2 separate regions of the Mus musculus genome follow, and region 2 is linked to region 1. A link is a loop called in an ENCODE intact Hi-C map of the cell type or tissue named here. Cell type or tissue: heart. All regions are shown on one strand.

The links. Peaks named below come from ENCODE experiments on the same cell type or tissue, not always from the same donor. Only the 100,000 strongest peaks of a DNase experiment are listed, where the experiment ranks them.
Region 2: a loop joins it to region 1, with 9 times the contacts of the local background. A loop is called at or near these places in 35 of 42 quality-filtered maps.

What each region holds. Positions count from the first base shown.
Region 1 is chr6:38,732,586-38,740,585 of GRCm38, forward strand. Hipk2 (homeodomain interacting protein kinase 2) reads right to left here. Exons shown (of 15, transcript NM_010433.2): 7 at 4,773-4,935. 4930502C15Rik (a long non-coding RNA gene) reads left to right here and starts at 4,931. Exons shown (of 4, transcript XR_003956279.1): 1 at 4,931-8,000. In heart, CTCF peaks have their summits at 3,824 (motif pointing right) and 5,386; a DNase peak (open chromatin) is centred at 3,856; H3K27ac peaks cover 304 bases.
Region 2 is chr6:38,907,638-38,915,637 of GRCm38, forward strand. It overlaps a transcript of Tbxas1 not described here. Among named protein-coding and RNA genes, the nearest start is that of Tbxas1, 7.3 kb to the right of the region's middle. In heart, a CTCF peak has its summit at 3,758 (motif pointing left); DNase peaks (open chromatin) are centred at 3,774 and 5,409; H3K27ac peaks cover 5,355 bases.

The DNA.
Region 1 (8,000 bases):
GTGTGCATTTTCAGCAGTCCCTGTAGTGCCTCCTGGAAGTATGGTGGGGACATGCATGCACACGTAGGAGCCGGTGTCTATACTGATGACAACACCCAGCTCCAGTTTTCCCCACCATTATTCTTCCTGGCAGCTCCCTTACCACATTTCCACTGTCATCTCAGACACTATGAGCTCAGGCCCCGAGGGTCTCCCGCTGGAGGCCATGGCACCAATCTCTTCCCATCTGACTGGGCTTTCCCATCCTCTGATCAGTCACTGTTCCCCATGCCTCTGCCTTCCAACATCCCTAGAACAATGGGCTGTTTCTTCTTGTTCTCTGGCGCCCAGGACCTGTAAGCCCCTGGCCAGTGAGTCCCTGCTCTCTACTTCTCTTTCAGTAGTTGGGCACAGGATCATTTTCTCTCTTTTAATTTTTAAAAAACATGTATGGGTGTTTTGCCTGCATGTTTGTCTGTGTACCATGTATGTGCCTAGTGCTCACAGAAGCTAGGAAAGGACATTGCATTTCCTGGAACTGGAATTACTGATGGTTATTACTGAGGGGAACTCGGGGGTCCCGCTTGAGGTTTAACTGGCCTGTTTGTTGGGGCAGTTGGGTTAGCCTCTCACTTAAGCCAACTTCTCTGCATTGTGTCTGTCTCCGTGTGGCTCTCTCTGCTCTACCTCCCTGCCTGCTCCTGCTCTTCCTTCTGTCTCCTGTGTCTGTCCTTCTGCCTGGTCAGTCTGCCCCAGCTCTACCAGCTCTTCATTCTGCAGAAGGCCACACTCTTTACTCCTCCAGTTGGAATCAGTCAGCAGCAGGACGATACCCAGCCCACTTTCTGGGTTGCCTCTCAGCACTGAGGTCTGTGTGACTATCCCCACAGCAGCCTGCCTTTCTGTTTTAGGCAGGTGAGGAAGAGACAGACATTTACATATCCTTCTAGCCTGTGCTGACCCAGCAACTGACAAGTGAGAACACAGGGACACATTTTTTTTAGCCAGTAAATATAGTACTTGTGGGTTACTACAACAGGTTATGTATGAGCCACAACATGGGTCTGGGAATTGAACCCAGGTCCTTTGGAAGAGCAGCCAGTGTTCTTAACCACTAAGCCATCTCTCCAGCCTTGAATCATTCTCTCTTAAAGACCACTTTACGCATTAGCACCCTGCTTTGTACATAAGCATCTGTTTTTGATGAAGGGACCCTGGTATAGCTGTCTTGTATGAGGCTATGCCAGTGCCTGGCAAATACAGAAGTGGTTGCTCACAGTCAGCTATTGGATGGAACACTGGGCCCCCAATGGGGGAGCTAGAGAAAGTAACCAAGGAGCTGAAGGGGTCTACAACCCTATAGGTGGAACAACAATATGAACTAACCAGTACCCCTGGAGCTCATGTCTCTAGCTGCATATGTAGCAGAAGATGGCCTAGTGACCAGAACTGGGAAGAGAGGCCCCTTGGTATTGCAAACTTTATATGCCTCAGTACAGGGGAATGCCAGGGCCAAGAAGCGGGAGTGGGTGGGTAGGGGAGCAGGGCGGCAGCAGGGGGGGGGGGTATAGGGAACTTTCGGGATAGCATTTGAAATTTGAAATGTATATAAAGAAAATATCTAATAAAAAATGGGGGTAAAAATTCCAGTAACAGCCTCATGAGTGCAGTGTATGCATCTTGACCTGGTACCGTTTGTTTTCTATAGACCCTTAGGTACCTTCCTAGTCTAGTTGTTTTCCTAGCCTACTGTGAATATAGGCTATTCATCTCATAGGAATCCTGTGGCCCACAGAGTTATCTCTGAGCCTCTGTGCTTTGGGGTCAGCCTTGGCACCAGGGCTCCAAAGCAGAACTTTCCCAGACAGTAGAGTTGAGCTATTCCTGTGTGTTCTTGTACAGTAATCTGTGACTGTGTGGCTCAACGCCTGCCACAGTGTGCTGGGCAGTGTGGTCAGCACCCTAACTGATGCCTCCTTGGGAGAAGGACTCGTAGGGGAGGACTTGTGGTCCTCTGCTTGTCTGCCTGACTGACTTTATGTGTGTAACCTGGATCTGGATCTGTTTTCAGCTCATGTACTGCTTCTCTAGGAGTGGAACTCATGTCATGATATGAGTGCCAGTCCCCAGAGTGACCAGTAGGCATGATGACCGTTTCCCTCAGTTTCTGATCCTGCTTAGGGATCAGCTGATGAAAGTATGTATGATGGTGTGGGTGACTTTTACCCTGTCCTCTGTGGTTCTAAGAGCTGTTTTGGATAACAAAGAGAAATAAGAAGAAAAAAATAAGTTCACTGGTAACTTATGTTGCAAAGATAGGCCCAAGTGGTTCTTGGATACAGTTGTAATAGACATTTCAATTGTTGACATCTCTAAGAACAGGATGTAAGCCTAACCTATAAGTTCAGTTAAAATTCTTGGTAGAAGGATATATCCCTAAAAGAAGACACCTTGGAAATGTTAATAACGAGGCTGACCTTAAGAATTAAACCAAGAACACGCAGGAAGGACTCCCTACTCAATGTTACTAATATTTTTTGAAAGTACATAGAAATTATGATGTATTGGCCCAGCTTTCTTGAGACATAAACAATTACAGATTAGTGAGCACTTTGAAAAGTGCTAGTCTACTGGATATATGTTAAGAGCAACAAAGAACTCATTCTGTATCCTTCCACTAACATCAATCTGTAGGTGAATTTTGTTGTTTTAAACATTCAGTGTTCAGGATGAGCAAAACTCCAGGGTCCCGTGGAGTAAACACAGCACTGGGTTACTAGTGTACAAAGGGAGTTTTGTTGCACTTAGAGAGCAGAGGCTGTCTAGGAGGTACTGGCTGAGGATCTCCACAGGATTCATCTGTGAGTCAGTGTGTGTGCTTCAAGGGTACAGACCCTGACACCAGGCTGCTGCAGTCCAAACCCAAACTACCTCATATGTACTAACATAGCCTTTGTTAAGAGGATTAACCACTTTATCTCAGTGTCTTCCTCTAAAGGACAGTGACAATATGCATTCCACATGGATGCCGGGAGGACTGAATGGTGCCATGCCGAGAAAAGTCTGACCCAATGCTTCCTGCCAGAAGTGTGGCCACTTTGTAATAGTATCAGAGGAGGGGAAGCATGCCTTAGTGCTTAAGTCTAGGTTATAATCCAAATAATTTGTTTTTCTGATATATCTAATTAGGGCCTAACACTTCCAAGTTCAGATGATGGAGAGTTTTGCTCTCTGGATCTTAGTTTTGTAGGACAGCACTTCATCTTCTCAATGCTTAGGCCTACATCACACTAAGTTCACAGCCGTTTTTTTTCACTCTGGTCCTACCTAGCAACCTTGCAGTCTCAGTGTCATGGAGAAGGGAGGTGCCCTTACTTGGGACCTGCCATTGTGATTTTCAGTTTTGGTGATACTCTTTGGGACGGATGTGAGGCTATCATATCACAGGAAACATGGAGGTGGGCTGCTCTGATGTAGACCTCAGTCTGATGGCTATAAAGAGATCTATAGAAGGGCTGGTGGGGTAGGGGGAGTCAGCTGACCTCATACATGATCTGAGGAGTGCCCGTTCCTGTGTGCTGTCTTACATAGATTGGTATTGGAAGGGACAGATGGCAGATGGGAACGAAGAATTTGAGGTTAGAGCGTTAGGATTAAGAGTCTCCTAAGGACTGATGGGAAAACAAGCCTCAAGGTAATGAAGAAAGCGCCAGTGGTTGCTTTGAGAAGCTCTAGATGGAAAGGCCTTAACTTGAGGGCTAGTTGAAGGGCTGGTAAGAAAAGTCTTTGACCCTAAGCACTAAGTGTGAGCTTTTCACTGGACAGATAGCGTCAGGAACACTGATGGCCTCCAGGGGGCAGCAGATTCCAGATGGCACTCAGTCTAAGCAGAGAGAGTTAGCAGAGAGAGTTAGCAACTAGAATTCAAGCTAAGAGGGAACAGGCCAATAAAGCCCGGCGAATAAGAGCAGTGCTGAAGGCAGGGGCCAGTGACTCCTCAGTGATGGGAGAGGACCAGCCAACAAAAGTGGACAGCCAGCTGCTGCATTCACACAGTAGGTTTCCATACTTATTCCTCTGCTCTGAAGGTGTATGTCCTTATGCAGAGGTATGAACAACACAAAGGACACTGTTGTCATTACAGATTGGTATTAGGGCTGGAGAGTCTGGGAATGCTTCTTTGGGGACTTATAAGACTGGAAGATGGGAGTAACGGTTCAAGCCTCTGAGTCTAGAGGTGGGTGAATCAGGTTGTGGAGAGTCTTCATTCAGTAGCTCTTTTCTGAGTGTATTTTCTGTCTGTATTTCAGACATCGTCCTATGTTGCTGAGCCTGCCAATCTGCAGAAGGTTGAAAATCCACGTGAAGGGAAGCTCAGCTTCCTGTATCCCTTGGGAAGAGCTGCTAGGACTCCGGTGACAGACCTATGAGCTGGCTTTTCTATGACATAGAGAATGAACAGGTTTTTCCTCTCCTGAATACAGACAGCATGGACACAGGGTGCAAGGAGGGACTCCTCTAGCTCTGGTTCTACAATTTCTTAGCAGGCTTTTTTCCCCACATTTGCTCAGAGGAAAACGGGAAGAGGCACCATCTCAGTCCCAGAGTCAAAACAGAAACGTCTCCCCTTGGCTTCTTTAAAAAAAAAAAAAAAGGCTGAGGAAGCAGGCACTTTAGCTTCCAGGCCCAAAAGGACAACATGGGAAGACTGCTGGGGTTTGGAGGGGGATATCTGGGATATCTGAGTCCTGATGGTTAGCCCCACCCACCTTTCCCTGGTGCCTGCCACTCACCTGGTTGTGGACAGTGGTCAGCTGGTTGTTAAAGGTCATGGTCAAGTTGGTGGATGTGCTGGGGGCCACGTGAGTGATGAAAGGTGTTTTGCTCTGGTTCACTGTGTCATACATATTCACCCGGCGCTTGCAAATCTCCATGTTTTGGAAACAAGATTTGACACTATATATGCAAAAGGTGGAGGCAGAGACACATGGACAAGAAAGAGGGTGAGGTGGAGGAAGGAGAGAAAAGAGAAAGAAAAAGACAGAATGGTTAATCCAGTAAGCAAAACAATCAGTAAATATCCACATTAGCGTCAAATAGCCCAGCTTTCCCCAAGTGTGCTGCTGAACTGTCAGCACTGTGTGAGCAAATTTCCCATTGTCTTCTTGTCCTTTATCTGCCCTGGATGGACAGACTCCCTTATCACACACATGCTTCACTGCATCTACCCCCCTCCCACCCCCCCATTACCTTTTCTCACTGCTCATTCTAAGTGTAGTGCTTGACCAACGAGATTAACTCTCCAACCAAGGACATTAGGAGCTGCTACAACCTACTTCTGTCTTCCTTAGGGACAACATGTCTAGCCTCTCACCATTCTAGCATCCCATGTGCTACTAGCACCATCTATGGGTCAGCCAAATAATTCTCCCACCCAGGGTCATGAACTTAGGCTGACTTGTCTCACTGGAACCTGTCACGAAATGAAAACAATGAAAGTGGTTACTAATTTTTACTGAGAGCAGTGATATGTGTTTGCAGTCTCCTATTCAGTCTTGTACCATCCACAAGACAGAATTAAAATCATTGTTCCATTTTTACAAGTGAAGCCAAAGGTCTAAGACAGATAATGTGCCAGACAAATAATCACTAATTGGCAATTCACACCCCTCCTTCTCTTTTACACATTCCTAACTTCCTTATTCCTTTCTTGTCCTAATTCTTGTCTAGTTCCATGAAGTAGAATTCTCTCCTCCATTTTCTTCCTGAATCAAAACTAACCCCTAATTACACAGGCATTAAAGGAGTACAGGTCCCGGCATGAAGGCCTTTAGTGGCCTCTTGAAGGCCTTTAGTGGCATCTGCCATTCCAGCTCCTAAGCATCCACTGTGTTCTACTCACTTCATATGCTGCTCCTCATGCGCTTCTGCCTCTTCTGTTTCTATGGCCACTTTTGCTCAAGTGCTAATATTTAAGACAAAGCCTCATTTAATCTATGATTTAAAATGTCTGTTGCAATAACTGGATAAAACAAGGTAACACTTATCTATCACTGTATACTACAGGTATGCTCTATTTTGGACAAAATGGATGTTTGTAGGCTATCCCAGAATATTATTTTCATGAAAGATACATTCCAAATTTCAGAAATTGAATCTGGTCATGACCCAGAGAGTCCTACTTCTTTCTAAGTTAATGACTATTTACACTGGCCGCTCGATACACAACGCATGGTGAGTAAACTGGTAGTCCTAGAGAGAAGAGAAAACATGCTCATTGGTAAACAACAGCATGCCTGAAGGTCCTGGTGAGTACCAAGTGCATGCTGCATGCTTTTACATTGAGCTGAAGATGATAAAATGATGTGGATGCATTTTTTTTTTGGGATGCATTTAAAGCATTCAGTGATTTTATGATGGTTCAATGTATAGTTTTCAGGCTATAGAGCTTTTTTTTTTTTTTCCTCCCTACACTGGGCTAAAATTTGACTGTTGGGATAAGACAAACATTTTTACTTTGGGTTAGTTTATAAAACAATTGGCTTTTACAAATATGTACACCAAAATATTGGTGTAGAGAAATGAGTGGTTTTGCTTTTACCTGCAAAACCTTATGCTAGAGCAGCTTAAGCCCAGGCCCGCGGGTGGGGCCCAAAGCAGGCTGGGTAGGCCTGAAGGCTCGGTCCCACTCTAGAGCGCTTCAAGGTCTTCTGGGAACCTACAAATATTCAGCCCACTCTTAGGTAGGCCTAGGGGTAACCTGCCTTTCCCGAGGGCTGACCTTCTAAGTTCTAAATTGCCATTGCTCCTAGTGAAACACACTACGGAAGCTTCCTTACTAAACAAAGAACAGAGCCCTGCTTATCTAAGTGCCCAGGTTTTGGGTGACTGACAGGGCAGAAGGCCAATAGGAGCTCTCTGAAGCATCTGCCTCCCTAATCCCCCACCTCACTGTTTCCCTATCATCTTTCTTTATTCCTAAAGTTAGAAAGGCTGGCTTTGTGGGGATTTGCCTTTCTTCCCGGGGGACAGACTGACACCTTCTTAACTGCCTCCTGCTGAGAAACAGCATAGGTGTTATACTTTGAGTTTGGAAGGACTGTGTGCACAGTCCCTCTTTGCACTAGGACTTGACTGTTTCAAATGTTCCCTGAATTAAAGAGATACTGTCTGGTCTTGCCGTGCAAGTTGACTTACTTCACTAACTGCTATGGAAAAGAACTGACTTAAAAGATACACTTTATGGTGGTTGTGGCCCACTTGTTAAGCTGGGAGAGGTTGGGTCCAGCCTGGAAACTCAGTCAAATCTAATTTTGGTCATAACGTTGCTGACTGTGGCCTCACAGCAGTCCTTACCCCAGGTCCTGAAAGAGCCTTTCCTGAGCATGCTGCTGTCCCTGCAGAAATGTGAGGATGTGATCTATTCTCTCATGTCCCAGTGCATCACAGCTAAGGTTAAGGTGATATCACCCACTTCCCGTTCACAGAAAACCCATTCTCTTTCTCTCATTCCCAGAGGCCTTTCCACCAGGTTGGTCTTTCTCTCCAAGCTATTTTCTGAGTACCATGACTACTTCAGTAGCCATCCTGATAACCTGTCAAAACCTACATTTCCTACCTCATGACCTTGCTCTCACCCTTATCATTCCTTCCTTGGGCTGTCAGCCCTGGACCTGTTTCTTAAGACAAGCTCAAGCACCCTGTTTCCCTGGCCTCATTCCCTACCCTTCTGGTGCATTTGACTATAACTATTATCATAACTCTCTCTAGAGTTGAGCAGAGGACACTCATTGGGATCTATTGAGTTTCCTTTCTCTTAGGTGAACCTTCAGTAGCTTCCATTTGGGATTATAATTACTATATCACCAGCATCTTCAACTTCCTCATCCATTTGTCATTCTCTCTGAGCAACTTGGCAGCAATTCAACCTGGACAAACTCAACTGTTTTCTCTATGCCTTCACTTACACCATCAATTTATGCTCGGACCCAAATGTTCAAAGCTCTACCCGCTTCCTTCCC
Region 2 (8,000 bases), 180 kb after region 1:
CCAGGACAGCCAGGGATACATAGTAAGACCCTGTCTAAAAACAAAATACCTCTTCCCACAAACAAACAAACAAACAAACAAACAATCCCAAAGAAACCAAAATCCCTCTGGGCCTCTGGTCTAGGGCTGGTGAGATTCCTGAGTTGATTATGGCTTCCTGGAATGTCTGAGGTAAGTCCAGGGTTCTTAGGTTTCTTACTTAGACCCTGTTTCTTGGAAAAAATACCCACTATAGACTTATGTCCTATAGTCTTCAAACTGCTCACAGATACCCAAGTGGGTCCCTGTACTGCCTGTTTGTAAGTATGTACCTGAAGCCACCTTCCCTGGAGTTCTAGGCTCTGGTAACTCAAAGATGAGGAATTATCCAGATTATTATATTCTTTCTTCATATTAAACTCTGTGAAGACAGACACAGAAAGTTGCGACATTTGGGATCTATTCCTAATGAGAGATGAGCGAGATGAAGGGTGTGGACCTCCTTTGTACCTGCCTGCTCTCCAATCACCAAAGAAAGAGTGTTTCTTCCTTTCTGTTGGCTGTGTATTGCTTCTATCCTTGTCTGTTCGTTTCCCTTCAACTCAGTGGTTCTTTGGGATAGGACATAGGATTCAGTGCTACCTTTGCCAGCACCTCTGTGCTTCCTGTCTGGCCTGGAGGAAGCTCCATTCAGACAACATCAGCCTCTCATTGCTGGAAATCCTCCATCTGCCTGCCTAGCATTTTGAGAAGCCATATCCAGACTTCTGCTTGTGTCTTGTTCACTCGGCCACAGCCTGGGCTATTGGTCTGTTCTTCATGAAGATTGAAGTTTGGAGTGCATGGCTCTGTCCCTCTGTCCCTTCCTTTCTTCCTCCCTCACGGTTGTTAGGGAGATGACCAGTGTGGGTGACTGGGTTCTGACTCCTCTCCCTGCCAGTTTCTAGCCTTGTCTTCAAGGGTCACTGGGCTGGGCTGGTAACAGCCTGGCAGAGTGTTCTCTCATCCCAGCTGTGCCTGAATCAGGAGACGGCCGGCCGTTGCCATCAGAGGAAAGAGCGAGTGTGGAGTCCTAGTACAAGATGGCACAGAGAGCTCAGCAGAGCTCCAGTGAGAGTCCTGGCATCTCACTGACTTAGGGCCCTGGAGAGACATGACACAGATGCCAAAGCTAAGCAACCCAGGGACCGCCGCTTTCTGAGGAGGGGGAGGATTTCAAGCAGAGAGCCAGCAACCTGGTGTCAGGGATGCTCGATGAGAGTGGGCAGCTACCTCGGTGCCCAGATCGTCTGTGTTGTCCCCGGGCATTTACCAAGACTGCCATTGTCACCCAGTTGTTCCATCCTGTGATTTCCATTTCCGGCTGATGTCCTGGTCCCCCAGGTGCCCCCCAGCTCTGTCCTTCAGCCTGCCACCCAGTGGATACTCCATGTGTCTTGGGTGATGGCATTAGGTCCTTCAACCCTAGATATAGTCCAAGTTCTGCCTCAAATCCTCATTGCACTACTATTCTATAAGATTCTCGCTGTAAGAGAATCAATCACAGGGAGAGAGTGTGTGTGAGCAGAGAGAGTGCTTGACTGATTTTGCAAAGCATCCCTACGAGGCTCCCAGACCTTACCTTGGCAGTTTTCCTATTTCTTGGTAGCCTGACCAAGCAGATAGAATAATGTGGTCCATTCCATGGGGGGAAGGCTGCATCTTCTGACATGACTTATTCTAACCGACAGCTTATTTCAATGAGCAAATGTAGTTAACACACCCCAAACTGATTTTGTTGGTAAACATCACCCAACTGTTTTCTTATTAATTTACCTTGGCAACACCTCTCCATCATGCAATTATGTGGGATTTTAGACCCATATTTACACCCATCCCACACACACCTTATGCTACCTCATCTTCTACTACTGTGTGGAGGGAAAGGACACTCTCTTAGGTTTCTGCAGGACTTCGTATAATGTTATTGGGAGATGTCAAAGACACTTGATCCCAGGAGTGTGGTGGCAATAAAAGTTAGGGGCTGCCCAGGGCTTGGGGAGAGGCCACCTGGAGGAGAGGTGTCCTTTGGAATCTGAGGGGAGGAGAAGAGTCTCTAGGCCAGGTGTTTTCTGGATTTCCATTCAGTTGCTGTAAGACTAGACTTTGGAATTTTAAAATGCCTCCCCTTGAACTATAAGTACTGGGAGACAGGAAGGGCTGAGAAACTCGGGCGTCCTCACCAGGAGCCCAGATCAGCAGCAGCAGCCCCTGGGAAGTTGTTAAAATGCAAATTCTCAGGTCTCAGCCTAGACCCACTGAGTCTGAAGCTCTGCTGAATGGCCCAGATATTATTGTGCAGGGGAGTCCCGTGAGATCAAGTTGAAGGACCAGTGCACTAGAGACTAGGAGCTTCAGATACTCCCCTTAAAAATAACTGTCCTCGGGGTCGAGGAGATGACTCAGTGGGCAGAGCGCTTGCTGAACAAGCCCAACAACCTGAGTTTGAAGCCTCAGAACTTGGGTAAAACTGGACCCAGTTGTGCGTACACCCAGAATCCCCACACTTCTGTGGAAGATGGGAGATAGAACCGGGAGAACCCTGGGAGGTTGAACCCTGTCTCAACAAACAAGCATCTACACCCAGGGTTGTCCCGGAACCTCCATGAGCTTGCTGGCTAACACACTGACACATATGAACGTGTGCTGTGCACACAGAGCCATGTCGGACCCCTCTGCCCACCAAACAGAAAAGCGAATGGCCTTCATCTTCTCCATGTCCCTCAGAAGTCTCATCCTTGGTTCTTGCTTGTAGCCCCAGAGCCTTGAGGTCTTCCCCTCAGGGCAGTGCGTCCTCAGGTAGGGTGGGGCTTAACTCCACAGCCTTCGGCTGGGAGCAGAGTAGGCCGGACAGTTTTTCAGTGGATAAGAAGTTACAAGTCCCATGGAGCCTAGGAAGGGCCATCTTTTCCTACTGTGACAAGTAGTTCTGTGTTCTTGTCATGTACAGTGTTCTCTTCTATCCAACAGCCCAGGCTTCTCCCGGGGCACACTGTTTTGGTCTTCAGCCTCTCCAGTTCTATTTGAGGAACATTCCAGAGCATGCCCAAGATGGCTGTCATACATTGTCTCCCTTGTGTGGCCTCAGCCCTGTTTATGAAACTACAGCTGTGTGGGTCTCCTGTCTGTGAGTCTCTCTCTACAGCCCCTAGGTATTTAGTATGTGTCCTCCCTCCTATTCTACCTTCTTTCACACATGTGCTTGAACACATGCATACCTGCCTGCTCACACATGCACACACACATGCAGGCCTGCAAGAATCTTAACCACAAGTCTGGCACCTTCAGGATAAAGTCCAGGCTTCTTAGCCTGGTATCTAGAGGCCTCCATCTGCTGGCACCGCCCCGAGTCTAGCCTTATCTCTCATTAGCTTTCTTTGTGAACCCTGCCTCCAGTCAGAAGGGTCTACTTGGGAACCCTTGATAAGATAAGCAAGCAGAACTAGAGACAGTGAGTCCAGACAGCCATGGGCAGCTTCTAGTGCTTGAGTTAAGTAGTGCAACCTAGAGAATGTTCTGTGGAGAGAGGTCTAGTGGCTCCACAACACCATGGTACTGTCTTTCCTTCTGGAAGTTCACCATCATAGCTTTCTTGGACACCTAGTTTTGAGTAGTCACTTGATGGCTATTGTCTAGAAAATGTTCCCGCTGGTTGGGTAATGGGAACACACTGCAATTTGCTGGAGTGCTACCACCTACCCTCATAACCCAAAGAGCACTACTGCCACCTGGTGGCAGCTACCTAAAACACAGGCAAGAGTTCATTTCATTTATTCCTTCACTCATTCAGCATTCTGTGAACTGAGAGACAAGCAGGCACCTCCTGGCCACTGGAGGCACAACACTGGGCCAGATATAGTCTTCATTAGAAGCCTAACTTATGCTTGGAGTGTAAGTATATAGAGGTAACCTCGGTGGTATAGGTTTGAGGTGCTATGGTAGGGAAAAAAATGGTCAGACCCTGCTTTCTGGGATGTCCTGGGGGCCTTTCCTGAGGGGGCATCTACTCTTGAGTAATGAAGATGTTTAGGAAAGAACCTAGCCTATGAAGGAAGGGTGAGGTGTAGGTGACCCAGGGCCTGCCATAAGTTCATGAGCTAGGACTCTCTCTCTCTCTCTCTCTCTCTCTCTCTCTCTCTCTGTCTGATAGTACTGAGGATTAAGCCTAGGGCCTATGCTTGCAAGCGCTCGCTCTGTCACTGAGTTCCAGCCATGGTCATAGAGCAAATCTTTTTTTCAGTTCACAGTGTTCTCAGGGTAGAGGAAACTGAGCCTTGGTTTAGGCAGCACCAGATCCTAGAGGGTCTTTGAGTGGGCTAAGATGAATGTCACATGCAGACAGACCCAGAGTCCCTGTGAGACTGGGAGCAGGCTCCTGGGAGTTGGATAAAGCAGACCCCAGATCTCAGCTGAGCCTCTAGGTAGTTGGGAAGTTGAAGGTTGACACGCCATCCCCTTAGGAGCTAATACCTCTCCATGCCTGTCTCCTGATCTGTTGGTCCAGATGTAGCCTTGGTTACTAGCCTGTTCTAGTGCCTTGTCCCACAGAAGAGTCTCATGGGCTCCCTACCAGGGGCAGGAATGTTCTATATCCCCTAACCTAATGGTTTTTCCTCTTAGGTCTGACTCCACCTCCCAGCCTCCTCTACAGTTAGGTGTGGCCTCATATCTGAATCCAGGCCAAGGCAAAAAGTAGTAGAGATCTCTACTTCTTCCAGGCCTGACTTGCAAAGCACCACCTCCCAGAATCCCCTCCTCTTCTTTCCCATAGGCTAGTTAGCTATGGCTGATCCTGCAGGGATGTCTGAAGGTCTGTTGAGTGACAAGCTTATGGGATGAAGGGAGCCTGGATCTTCAAACACTGTGTGGGAGCTGCTCACAGGATGCCTTGCTTTGGACCATTATGTGAATGGCAACTTTATATCTATTTCCTTACAAGGATTGGCAGATCTTTGTTACAACATTATTCTTCCTAGCTTCCCCCCTAGACCCAATTCTAATCTCCATGCAATTCTTTGGGGATAGCAGGGTCCTGCTTTGCACTAATGATTTTCTTGGAGGCAGCTGCTGCCTACACTCCTGACTGATAGCCCATCTTCTGCTGTATGAGCACTGGCCCTGTGTAGATGTTATGGTGCCCTCTTCACCCTGTGGTGGGATGTTCCCGTGCTGACAACATAAGGAAGGCCACTATGGTCTTGCTGTCAAGCTCTGTAGAGTCTGAATTCTGCGTTCTAGCCATGCAGTCTCTTTCCTCAGTGCCTGGCTTGCCCAGTGACTGGGAGGTGACAAATGACTGTTCCGGGCTCTAACTTGCTGAAAGCTCTCTGACTTGCCGCAAGGCAGTCGAGCCATCTGCTGACTCTGCATGTTCGTAGGCAAAGCGTGTCTCATTGTCAACATGTGGCCACACTCAGCCATGAGACATGCCAAGAGAGAGTCTCTGACAATTTAGGACGTGCCAACAGCTCACAGGCTGAGATCGTGGGTGACATATATTGATGGAAAAATGGAGAAGTGAGGGAGGCAGGCTTGGCCATATCTGGAGAGCAACATCAAGAGCAGCCCGTGGTAGCTCTGTCTAGTAGCACTGTCTACTGCCTTCTGATGACATACCCAGTCAAAATCTAAATGATCGTGTCACTTCTGCCTCCCTGAGATGGGAAGACCTGTGTGATGTTGACACGTGGGTGTTAGATGCTCATCTGATGAGCCAAATTTCATTTTAAGTAATGAAGTCAGAAGGAATGTAATTGGTCTAACTAGCATCTCCTCACTGCCCTGCTTGAAGCTCTTTAATGGTTTCCCCACTCCTCAGAGGGAAAGTACCGACTGTCCCACATTTCTCCTACAGCATCCAGTCCAATATAAGGCCTTGTTCAGGGCCCCAGCATTCTCTACATTTTTCAGGCACACAAAGCAACGGCAGTCAGTCCCTTGTGCAAATCCAATGAGTCACGGTTGTGAGAATGAATGAGAAGGAGGAGATTTGCAGACGAGTAAGAGACACGAGCATGGAGCACAGACTCGGCGGTGGAGGAATGGATGTCTGTATGTCTTTCTAAATACAAGCCCAGTGGGATCAGTTCCTGTTCAGTTATCATATCAGGGTTCTCGTGGCCTAGGCTGCTGTCTGACAGAGCAGCTGCCAAGGAACCAATGGAATGAGCTGTAGTGGATGAACAAGGGGAGCCGTGGGCATACTGAGGGAGGCTTGGCAGGCAGAACCTGCAGGGATTGGTGCTTCACTCATGGCAAGAAATGGTGGGTAGGAAGAGGTAAAGTCACGGGTAAGCCCAAATTTTCGACTTGGAGCCACAGAGACAGAATGTGGGAGAGGTGAGGCGAGATGGAAGCTGCAGTCACGAATCTAGTTTTAGATATTTCCAATCGGCAGCATCTGTGAGATAGTTGTCAGGGAGGGGGACCCAGTGGGCAGCTGGAAATATTGGTCTGAAACTTGGGAATGAGAATGGAGCTGGAGAGGACAGACTGGGGAGGGGTGGGCCCCGAGGATGCTAATGACGGGCAGGAAGGAGAGACGGCAGAGCGACAGGCGGCATGCTTGCACAATGAGATCGAAAATATGGTCCCTGCCCTCACAAACCAATACAAAATCAAGATTTGACATAGACCTTAAAGCTGTTTATGCACCTGTCCGTATTTCCATAGCAACCCCGAAGCAAAGAGAGAGCTCTGCCCTTATCACAGGCAGGGAACACACACAGATGGCTGCTGTCTTTCACAAGTCTGCAAATGCATGCTACATCCTCTTACCACATCATGCACAGACAGTGAGTGGCACCTGGTCCAGCCCTTTCTAAGCCTGCTTTTCTCTAGCCCCGACTCTCTACACACGCCGCTCCCAAAGCCATCATGAGGGTAACCATAGGGACCCCAATACCAAATCCAAAAACATGTTGGGAGCCACTGCACTCAAGCAGTCAATGTCCTTGGCCATGCCCTGTGACTGCTTGCATCAAGTGCTTGCTGGGTTGAAGTTTTGCTAAGCCAGGTACACAGAGCACATCCCTGTCCCCACAACTATGAGAGTTGGGGGGAAAATTGAGATTTGGAGCAATAGTGTAAGTTCCTAAGACCACAGGAACTACAGTGTGAGGACATTTAGGAACAAAAGGGTTTGAGTCCCTCAGCACTGAATATGGCTTCTCTGTGATTTTTTTGCTCTCTGGAATCCACCCTCCTCTCTCCCAGACTTCTCTCTGCCCTTCCTTGCAGCATGTGTTCTCTCTCTCTCTCTCTCTCTCTCTCTCTCTCTCTCTCTGTATGTGTGTGCATGTGTCTGTGTGCAGGCTTTGTGTGTGTGTATGCACACAAGTGTGCATGCATGAGAGAAGGTCAGAGGTCAACGTTGGATGTTGTTTCTTGGGATACCATCTACCTTGGTTTTTGAGACAGTGTCTTTCATTGGCCTGGGGCTTTCTCAGTAGGGTGTGCTGGCTGCTCAGCAGACCAAAGGGATTCAACTGACTCTGCCATTCCAGTATTGGGATTTTATTTAAGCTTGTGCTACCACAGCTGACTCCTTTGTGTGTGCTCTGGGTATTAAAATTGGATTCTGTTGTTTACACAGCAAGCTTCTTACCAACTGGGGTGGGAGGGGTGGGGGTGGGGGTGGAGTTTTTGTTTTTTAGTGGCTCACCATCCATCCTATCCACATGCAAATGTCTCTGAAGATGGAAGCCATTCTCTCACTTCAGGTCCTTCTCCTCATTGTTGCAGGTCAGCCTTGTTACCTGTGAGGTCCTTTATGTGCTTGTGCTCAGCATGCAAACACTGGAGCCACTGTCCTTTCCCTACCTAGGCTCTTTCCTGGACTCCTCCCCCTCCCCCCATGTCCTCACTGTGCTGCAGGACACCATCAAGGGGAGAAGTTAGAAGGTCAGGCATTACCGTTGACATCCTTCATCCCCTAACCCAGCTCCCAGAATACAACTATCCATTATGCCTTTCCAGAGCCT